Regions from separate parts of the Homo sapiens genome. Here region 1 is linked to region 2. Evidence: chromatin loops called from intact Hi-C (ENCODE). Cell type or tissue: endothelial cell of umbilical vein. All regions are shown on one strand. Links, peaks and the distances in the headings refer to the core of each region. The heading gives the core; the rest is flanking DNA.

The links. Peaks named below come from ENCODE experiments on the same cell type or tissue, not always from the same donor. Only the 100,000 strongest peaks of a DNase experiment are listed, where the experiment ranks them.
Region 1: it touches region 2 in a loop (3-fold over the local background); 1 of 110 quality-filtered maps calls a loop at or near these places.

The regions. Positions count from the first base shown.
Region 1 is chr6:126,809,122-126,813,955 of GRCh38, reverse strand. No RefSeq gene overlaps it. Among named protein-coding and RNA genes, the nearest start is that of RSPO3, 310 kb to the left of the region's middle. In endothelial cell of umbilical vein, for the core only: no CTCF peak of the experiment used is centred there; DNase peaks (open chromatin) are centred at 1,755 and 2,425; H3K27ac peaks cover 1,376 bases.
Region 2 is chr6:126,174,327-126,179,160 of GRCh38, reverse strand. It overlaps a transcript of TRMT11 not described here. Among named protein-coding and RNA genes, the nearest start is that of CENPW, 160 kb to the left of the region's middle. In endothelial cell of umbilical vein, for the core only: a CTCF peak has its summit at 2,717 (motif pointing left); a DNase peak (open chromatin) is centred at 2,670.

The sequences.
Region 1 (4,834 bases), core at 1,425-3,924, 630 kb before region 2:
GACTTGGGAATCTGTCACTTACAACTGACAGCATTTTGATAAGTACCATATTCCACCACTGGCGAGAGGACTGCAATATCAACAGATGCACAACCACCAATCACACACTGATCATCACCAGACATGACTTTTATTTTTATTTACATATTATTATTGCTCCACACATCTGAATATAGGTTCTAGGTGGTTTGATAAACATTAGCTAGTTTAAGGTAATCAATTACATGTCACTTGAAATGCCTTTGATATGATGGAATAAAAATAAAGGAAATGAACTAAACATGGGTAAGGCAGGAACTCTTCATTTAACCAATCTAATAAATGAACACAGGACAAAGTGGCATATTTACATAATCGCCTTTAGTCTTCACATTGCCATGAGAAAGACTGTATTTTTAATGAAGCTTTAGGTGCTAGAATATGAAAATTGCTTTTAAAAAACAAAGATATGCCAGAAACACTGAAATTAGCCCTGTGGGTCATTATATTAAATCAAATTCTATCTCCTCACTTCTTGGCTCAGTTTCCACACTATCAACACTCCACTTCATTTCAACAAGCCCACTGAAACCATCAGTGGAAAACATCCTCCTGTTCAGCTATTTGATATCAAATAAACAAAATGATTGTTGATGAAACAAATTTTTCTCTTGAGTAGCTAGTTGTGTCACTAACCTTATAGCCAAATAATAGATGGGGCAATTTCCAATATAATAAAAAATACACAAAACTTCCAAATAGCAGGTTGAACATCTTAGAAATGGAATTTGGACTCAGAGCTGGGCTTCAGGTGCTTTGTGTATAATGTGTATGTTTGAGGAATGGTGTTTGTGAGAACAAATTTTAACCTCTATACTTCTTACTGATGTACAAACATGCACTAGATAGTCGAAGAAACACTTAAATCCGAGCTAGAAAAGAACTTCCTTGTTGCTAATGTACAATTAAAGGACTCAGTCCCAGTGTTGTAACTACAATGCAATTTGATACCAAGTGTGGAAAGATCTGCTTTGGGGGATGGGGGCTTGAGGGCTGCCAGGGGACTTGCTCTTTTGGCAGTGATTAACAGTTTGGTAATGAGGGTCTGTGGTGTAGGGGTGAGAATCCAAACACTGTGTCAAATGGTTAGCTGCTCTTTTAATGACCCCAAGTGCATGGCAGTCTGAGAGAAAGAGAGAGAGAGAGAGGAGAGAGAGAGAAAGAGAGTGAGAGTGTGTGTGTGTGAGAGAGAGAGAGAGACTATGAACATGACACAAGATTCACACTTTTACCTTTATACAAAGACAAACTATTGTTCTCTATTGTGGGCTGCCCACTACTCCACCTACTCTATTCCCCCCAGAAGAAATCATGGTATTATTATCTATTTGACTATAAGAACAAAATAATACAAATAAATTTTTAAAAAATGAAGACATTTGGGAGTGTAAGTCCATAAGTTGTTGAATCTGTTAAGGAAAAAATCTTTTTAGGTTAAAAAAAAATGTAACTTGAAAAAGAAATTCCTTATTTCTTAAGCTAAAAATGAAACTAAAAATAGCTTTACAGGAGATTCAACTGTCGTGTGAATCATCTCATTTATGTGTCAATTTTATGCCTTAAAAACTGATAACTCAGTTTTGTGTAAAAAATGTGATGCCCAAAAGAAACTAGCTCCTTGAGAAAATCAGAAGGGGGAAAAGTGAACTCTAGGCTGCGGTGTGTTTATATTTACTGGCTTGAGATCAACCTGTTATGAGATGTCTTGGAAATTGTGTCCATAATGGCTAGGTTTTTGTTTTTTTTTTTTTCTTAGCTACACATCCAGGGTTATGTTGTTCATAAGGAGACAGAAATACCCGGGCATGAATTCCACATATGTCAATTAGTGGTGACCTTGGGAAATTACTTAATCTTGGTTCCAGTAATAATATTATAATAATGCCTTCCTCTTACATTTACTGTAAAGATTGAATGAGATAACACATACAAAATCTGATACATAAGAAATCACGAATAGGTATCAATACTGTTTCTTTCTCCATTTTTGCCTTATTCAACTTAGTATAGCTTTATAATTATTATCAATTCAGTTAATTTTGAGGCAAAAATCTATGCTTGCCAAAATATATTATCCCTTCATACGATGGTGCACAGTTTAATCACTAATGTATTTCAGTGTTTTTAAATTTTAATTAAACAATGAACATGTAAGTTAATTTCAGCCTCAGCAATAACAACAACACAAAGAAAAAATAATTTGAGGGCTAAACATCTCAGTCATCAAGTTTCTTTTGTTAAAACGTCTGTTTGTAAATGAAGTTTAGTGTAAATTATAACTTAACATAAAAGTTTAATGAATAAAGTACAAGCCTCACACATGGCTCTCTAAACTCCAGAAAATGTCCAAAGTGGATTTTGGCTAACATCATCTGGACAGTTGCCTAGGTAAAACAAAGCCAAAGCAAAGAAACGGCTGGGCCAAAGGAAGCCTGAATATATAAACATGAAACTACTGAACTCGGAGGAAATAAGTAAATGAGTCAAATACTGATCCAGGAGCTCTCTGTCCATTTTTTTATCATGAAGATATTTTACTGCCTTAATCAGGCATCTGCTTTTTATGTTTTTCAGAAAGACTAAAGGCATGAAGAAGGTAAAGCAAGCACATGTATGTTCAAACATTGACCCCTTTTCCTCCTATCAAACATTATTCTATGGATTAATTAAACCTTATTACATTACATATAAATTAGACTATCTTTTAGGGAGGAGTAAACAAATCTCATATTGACAAGTTTAAATTTTATTTTGTAGTAAATAGAGGGTTTTTTTTGGTTTGTTTAAGTGGTCTAACTTAAAAATGATTCATTATTTTAACTGGGCACATGATTGTATCTATTTCTGGGGTACAATTTGACATTTCCATACATACATGTGTTGTGAGGTTAGTGTATCCATCATCTCATGCATTTAGATTTCTTTGTGATGAGAATATTCAAAGCCTCCCTTCTAGCTATTTTTAATATACCATCTTTTACTGTTAACCATTGTCAATATACTCTGCAACAGATTACCAGGACTTACTCTTCCTATCTAACTGTAACTTTGTCCTCATAAGCCAACTCTCCCCATCTTTCTCCTGCCCTACCCCTCCCCAGTCTCTAGTAACCACTGTTCTACTCTCTCTGCTTCTGCTTCTTTGATGTCAACTTCTTTGCTTTAAGATTCCACATAGGAGTGAGAACATGGCATATTTGTTTCTGTGCCTGTCTTATTTCACTTAACATGATGTCCCTAGGTTCATCCATGTTGTCACAAATGACAGGACGTCACTCATTTTTATGGCTAAATACTATTCCATTGTGTAGATATATCACATTTTCTTTATCCATTCATCTATTGTTTGACACTTAGGTTGACTCCATATCTTGGCTACAGTGAATAGTGCTGTAATCCACATGACAGGAGAGGTCTCTTCTATATACCAATTTACTTTCATAATGGCTGTACTAATTTAAAATTCCACCAACAGTGTACAAAGGTTCCCTTTTCTCCACATTCTTGCCAAAACTTGTTTTCTTTTATCTCTTTTATAATAACCATTCTAGCTGAAGTGGTATCTCTTGTGGTTTTGATTTGCATTTCTCTGATGATTATAGTAAGTAGTTTTTTGTTTGCTCTCTAATCTGATGTTTTAAATATCAGGTCCACAGAACCCTCTTCATCTGTGCATAGAATTCAGGAGATCCATGATGGGAACAAAAATACGTTTTTGTTGTTATTGTCCTGTAACTGAAATTTACTGTTTTCTTGAATTACAAATATGATGTATCACAGATACTTTATAGCATATTATTTTTGTTGCTTATGTCTTGAAATATCTCTTGTTGTAGTCACTACGTTGAAGTTATGGTAGTTATTAGATTGTCAGTGCCTACACAGCAAAAATAAGGATGAGGACCCCTGCAGGAAGGCTGCACATTTGTATCTGCTATGATTCAGGGACTCTGTGTAAAGTTAGCGGATGTATCAGGAAAATAAGACATAGGAGTTTCTCTTCCTTCCCCAGCATATTCTATAATCTATAAACATTTACTAATTCATTCATATTGTCCTCTATATGACAATGTATCTCAGTAACAAAATAAAGATCATGGGGCTAGCAGCTGCTTTTTCACTAAAGTCCCTCACAACTTCTCAAGCAATCTTAGCACAGGGTTTGATTATAGAGTAGTGGCAATAGTTTCCCTGGGCATAACTGCAACTGGTTCTGTTTCTTTAAAACTTTTCCTTTACATGCAGTGCCCTTCAGCTTGTCAATCAAAATTTGGAAAATGAGAATGTAGAAATTAGGCTGTTGTGTCAAACCTTAGTTGTCTTCATGATATCCCAGAGTTGAATAAATGAGGCATTTTTTAAGGCTAAATTTGTCAAATAGATAATATTGCATAAACGGATTATTTTTTGGAGAATATATACTGAACAAGATGTTATCTCTTAAAAATTAAAGTGGTCACCTTTCATATTAGAGAAACACTGATCCCCCCATCATTCAATAACTACTGAGTTAAGTGTGTTAAAACTTTAATCAGGAAAATGGTATACAGAGAGTTTATTTTGTAGTGCCAATAAATATATTTTCAAGTCCAACCCTTAACCAATTATAAGCTCAAATACCCATTAAATGTCCCTTTACTTATCATATTGTGGGTAATTTAAATGTTTTCAGAATTTTAGCATTGGAAAGAAGCAGCATTTTTGTCAGATAACTTCTTCGTAAAGTTTCCGTTTTAGTTCGGGTTGGTTGTTAATTGTGGAGTAAAGAGAAGTGACAGAATCTCAACATTGTCTT
Region 2 (4,834 bases), core at 1,199-3,698:
CTTCTGCAGAGCCCTAGAAAGGACCAAGTTTGGGAGGTATAGTATACCTCTGAAGGCACAGTGGAGGCAGGTGGGTGGGGGAGCTGATAACTTTAATTTTGAAGTAATTGGTTGAAATTTTGTTTAAGGAAAAATTAGATTCCTCCAATCACTTCCCAATTTCAGATATCCTAAAATTACCCCTCCTATATACCCTGATAGACAATAAGAATAAAGAGAATTATCTAAAGAATTCTAAACAGAGAAGTTTAGTATGTTTTTCGGGCAGAATTGAAATTGGGGCTGAAATTCCAGACTAAAAACCTAGACTATTAAATTAAAATGTTTACACTGATAATGTAACTCCCAACCGCTTCCCTGACTAGATCCCAGAAAGCTGCTAGCCAGGTTTATGCTCCCCAAGCAGGAGAAAAGATGAAACTGTCTGGGGTCAAGAAAAAAGACCTAGACACCAAATAAACAGCTGGTTTTCTCAGTTTTTCTACATGGTGACCCTAAGGAAACATGCGCTATACATACTTAGGATTTCAATCAACTTGTCTTTCACATAAGGCAGAACAGAAAGTATCTAGCATAGAAGTCAGAGTCTACAATGCATAAACAGAATAAAAGTAACTTAGAAGAGACAGATATATTGTATGAAGAAGAATATAGTCACAGCTATGTTTCCCTGGGAGGTAGACTCTGAAATGGGCTTGAGCATGCAAGATATTTATTAGGGAGTCACTTTGGAGGGGACAAAAGCAGGGGTGGGCTAACAAAGAAGGCAAGCTGCAAGGCCAGTCCCATGACAGCCTCAGCCTCAGTGTCTGGGGCTAGAACAGCCCTTCAGAACTCTCCCACATTGGGCCAAGATGGCCAAGCACTCATAGCTCACATGGAACAGTCTTTGGGTGTGGCTACCTCAAAAAGGGAAGGTGATCTTGGGCAACAACTCTTTCCTTGAAGGGTGATCTGAGTGTTGCATCCAGTGCCTACCATAAAAACTTTAAAGAAACTATAATAAATAAATTTAGAAAGCTAAATAAAAGCACTATTCCATCTGATGAAATAAGAAAATAATGTTATGTATTTTTTAACATAGAGTATTCTGAAAACATAAGATCGCTCTTGAAATTTTAAAATATAACAATGGAAAGGGTTAAAGAGAATCCCCAGTTTGATAGTAAGGGGAAGACCCTGGACCAGAGCTTGCAGTAGGCACAGGGAACAACCAGTTGTGGGAGGAGGCAGCCAGAGGGCTTAAGGGAAAGGGGATGGATACTTTGAAAAAAATGAAACTGATGGATCACTTATTATATTTGCATTGAGAGAGGCTGTATACCTTGGATTTGGGGGATGAATCAGTAGTAGAAATATAAAAATCAGCTAATGAAAAAATCGTGCAATTTTTCATTTAGGAAAGCAAAGAGTTGAAAAAAAAGGTCAGAGCACCCTTCTGAGCTCAGCTGTGTATAGTATTTATGTAGTCATAATAAAGCAAACACAGAATAGAGGTTAAACCAAAAATGGTAATTTACCAGCATTTAGAGGCTGAGGAAATGGGAAGTATATATTAAGTGGTGTGGGGAGAGTTGATAGGGCTGGATTCTTTTCTCCAATAAGAGGAAGCAATAGAAAATACCTAAAGCTTTATTGCACATATATAAGAAATTAGTATAAACATGTTATTTAGCCATTTGGAATTAGATGCCAGAAGAAATAGCTAAACAAGTTGAAATTGGTATCTGCACATCGAGAGTTGGGGATAGCAAATGGAGAAGTAGAGTACTGCTGTTTTTCATTATAAATCTTATAATCCTTTTTGACTCTATATACTATATACCTGCATTAAATCCTGCTTTATGTTGATAAAAATTCCTGTTGCCATAATAGTTTTGCATCCAATCTTTTTGAAAAGCTTGGTTTATGGCACTACAATTCAGTCCAAGAGGAATTAACCCAAGTTCAAGCATATTTTATGATACCTGGGAAAGAAGAAATCAGAGAGCCAATGGTATTCATACTTTAATGATTTGATTTCCCATTTCAATAATTAATAATTTTCTTGACTCTGATGAAATACAATGACTTTGTTCCTACATGACCCATTTTACTCTTCATCTCAGCTAACTTTTCTTCAGCCACAATTTCTTTGTTTTTTTTTTTCTTGTTAAAAAACATCTGTTGAAGTCTAGGTAAAATTAACTTTAATTTTGGTTTCTTTCCAAATTCTGCATTTAACCTGGATGAGTGAATGAAGGGTTGAAGGACCATCGCATTTTCATGTTATAATTGATGTTTATGTTGGGCAAGTGAACACTGTTCATATATCAAGCTGTCAAGTATTGTCACCTTAATAGAGTAAACAATTAAAAAGAAGAATTGTAACAATCATTTTAATGGGCTTCTTGTTCATTAATTTCATAGAAAAAAACTAAAACTGATTTGTGAAAATAAACTACCCATACTTTGCCTCTTTCTCTCTTTTTAAAGTGATCCATCAGCTAGACCATCACAAGTGTTCTGTAAATCTATTTTATTCCCCTTACTTTATAGGAAAATTAGATTATAGATCCAAGTGGAGAAAAGGCCATTGTCTGGGTTCCTGTGATCTCATTTTACCCATAGGTCACAGGAGGTATTCAAAGTTCTTAAAATTGCACACTACAAAGAAGGAACTGAGGTCCTTTTTCTAGACAAGATAACCCACCACCTCCCTCAAGTGGTCAGTTGGATTAGTTTTCTGTTTCCAGAGCTGACTATAGTTATTTCCAAGAACTATAGAGTCATGTATAATGGCTGGGTTGAATGGACCTTTTTTTCTTTAATAAATTGATTGGATTTTAGGGTGAAGTGTGCTGACTATATTAAATTGCACTATATTTTAACTTCTCTATGTCAAAAGAAAAAGACACTTAACCAGGGGCTAGCAGTTGTTTACAGGGCTGGCCAGCTCAGGATTGCTTTCACTGTGGCCTTTGCCTTTCCTGCTAAGAGCTTAATCCAAACTTCATCATTTTGACTTCCTTAAAGTCTTGTACCAATTTCTTTTTCACTAGAGCAAAGGTGTTAATTCCTGCTTCCTGAACAAATTGGCGTTTCAGTGATTACACATCACCCAGCAAAACTTGCTTAATGATGTTATTTCCTAACCAAAACTGAAAACTTTTTTAAATGTTTCCTCAATTAATCTCTGAGAAAGGGGATAAGGGGTGGAGAGAGGGAAAGGAGACCCAGGGTGTCTTTCTGATGAGCAGCAGTAAGTAAAATTCTCAGTGTTATCTATAGTTAAATCATTTTCAGGGCATTTTGTACCAAAACATCATTTCAGGAGAAATTTATGAAAATCATTGCTTTAAGTCATTAAGGCTAACTTTAGTTCTAACAATCCCAGAATAAAATATCCAACAAGGATGTCTGCAGAGTACTAAACTGAATAAAGATATATGAGTTGATGATATTCATGCTTTCTAATAGTAACTAAGTAAAATGCCTTTTCTGTATGTTCATTCCTCAGGTTTGTGAAAGGATGAAAGGAACTGGAAAAGAAGTCAGCCGGGAAGCTAGGTATCAGAGCAAACATAATGAAATAGACTTTTGTTGCCTTTAGTGTTTGAATAATGCTTATCCAAAGTTTTCAAGTTGATTTAGATAACCTAGCAATCAGCTAAATCAGATATTTGAGGGCAGTTTTTAGCTTTTTCTTTTTCAAACCCAACCACAAAATAAACTAACTCTTGCTACAAAAACAGTCAGCCTCTCTGGTATTTTGGCTCCACAACTCACATCTCAATGAAGCCAAACCCCTAGGAATGAAAAAATATCTACAAATGCACACAAAACTTACTAAACCTATGTCAGAAAAGGGCCAAGTGTGTCAGGTTGGAGAGGACCCTGTACACTCTAATCTCAAAGTAGATCAAGCTATAGCAGGTTTAATTCTTCTATACCTTGATCTATTGCTAAGCCCCTCCAACTATTATTGACAAGAATACCTGGGTTCAATCACTGTCCCAGTACCAGGGGTTTGAAACAGTAGAGTGGACAGACACAGGAAAAGTAGTCAATGATACAAAACATTCCAATATGTGTATCATACTGGCTGAAGGTAATATGTTAACATCATAGTTGGATAGTTTGAAGCCAACTTAGGAAAGCTGCAGCAACTTTGCACATACAATATGCTCCTTTTGATACAACATTCTGTAAGAAATCATTTTCTGAGCTTTGGTTGTTATCATCAAGAATGGATGTGGTTGGGACTCACCAGGGTGCTCCATTTCTGTCATTTTCTCTTTTTGCGACTCACTCTTCTGCTTCTCAATCTGCTCTTGCTCTCTCACTGTCTTTTCCTCTGAAAATTCAAAGGCACAATTATAGCATGAAGTTGCAAAGGTTTTTTACCTTTCACCTGCAAGGAACTAACAGGCAAGGACATTCAGGGTGGGGATGTAGACCAAAGAGAAAAATTCCTTTAACTAGATATAACCTTAATTGAAGAATTTTGACTTGTCCACAAGAGATCTGTGATAATGGAATCAAATACTGTTCCTATTTTACAAAACAGAAAGCATTTATATTAACTGCCAGGGAATAAACACCTCTGTTTGTTTTTTGTGTAAAGTGCTAAGTGCCATATAGGCAAGCGTGGTTAGGAACAGTGTGGCTTTAAGGTCCTGAGGCTGAGAGAAGCATCAACATTTTCCTCATTATTTGGGTAGAATGCCATAAGGAAATTTCCATATTTTGGTAAATTGAAGGGCATGGTAGCCCAGCAGATGTCAAGAAGTACAGATACGAAATTCATACCCTGAAATGTCTGGCAGCTTTTTGTGGGCTTCCTGACATTTAA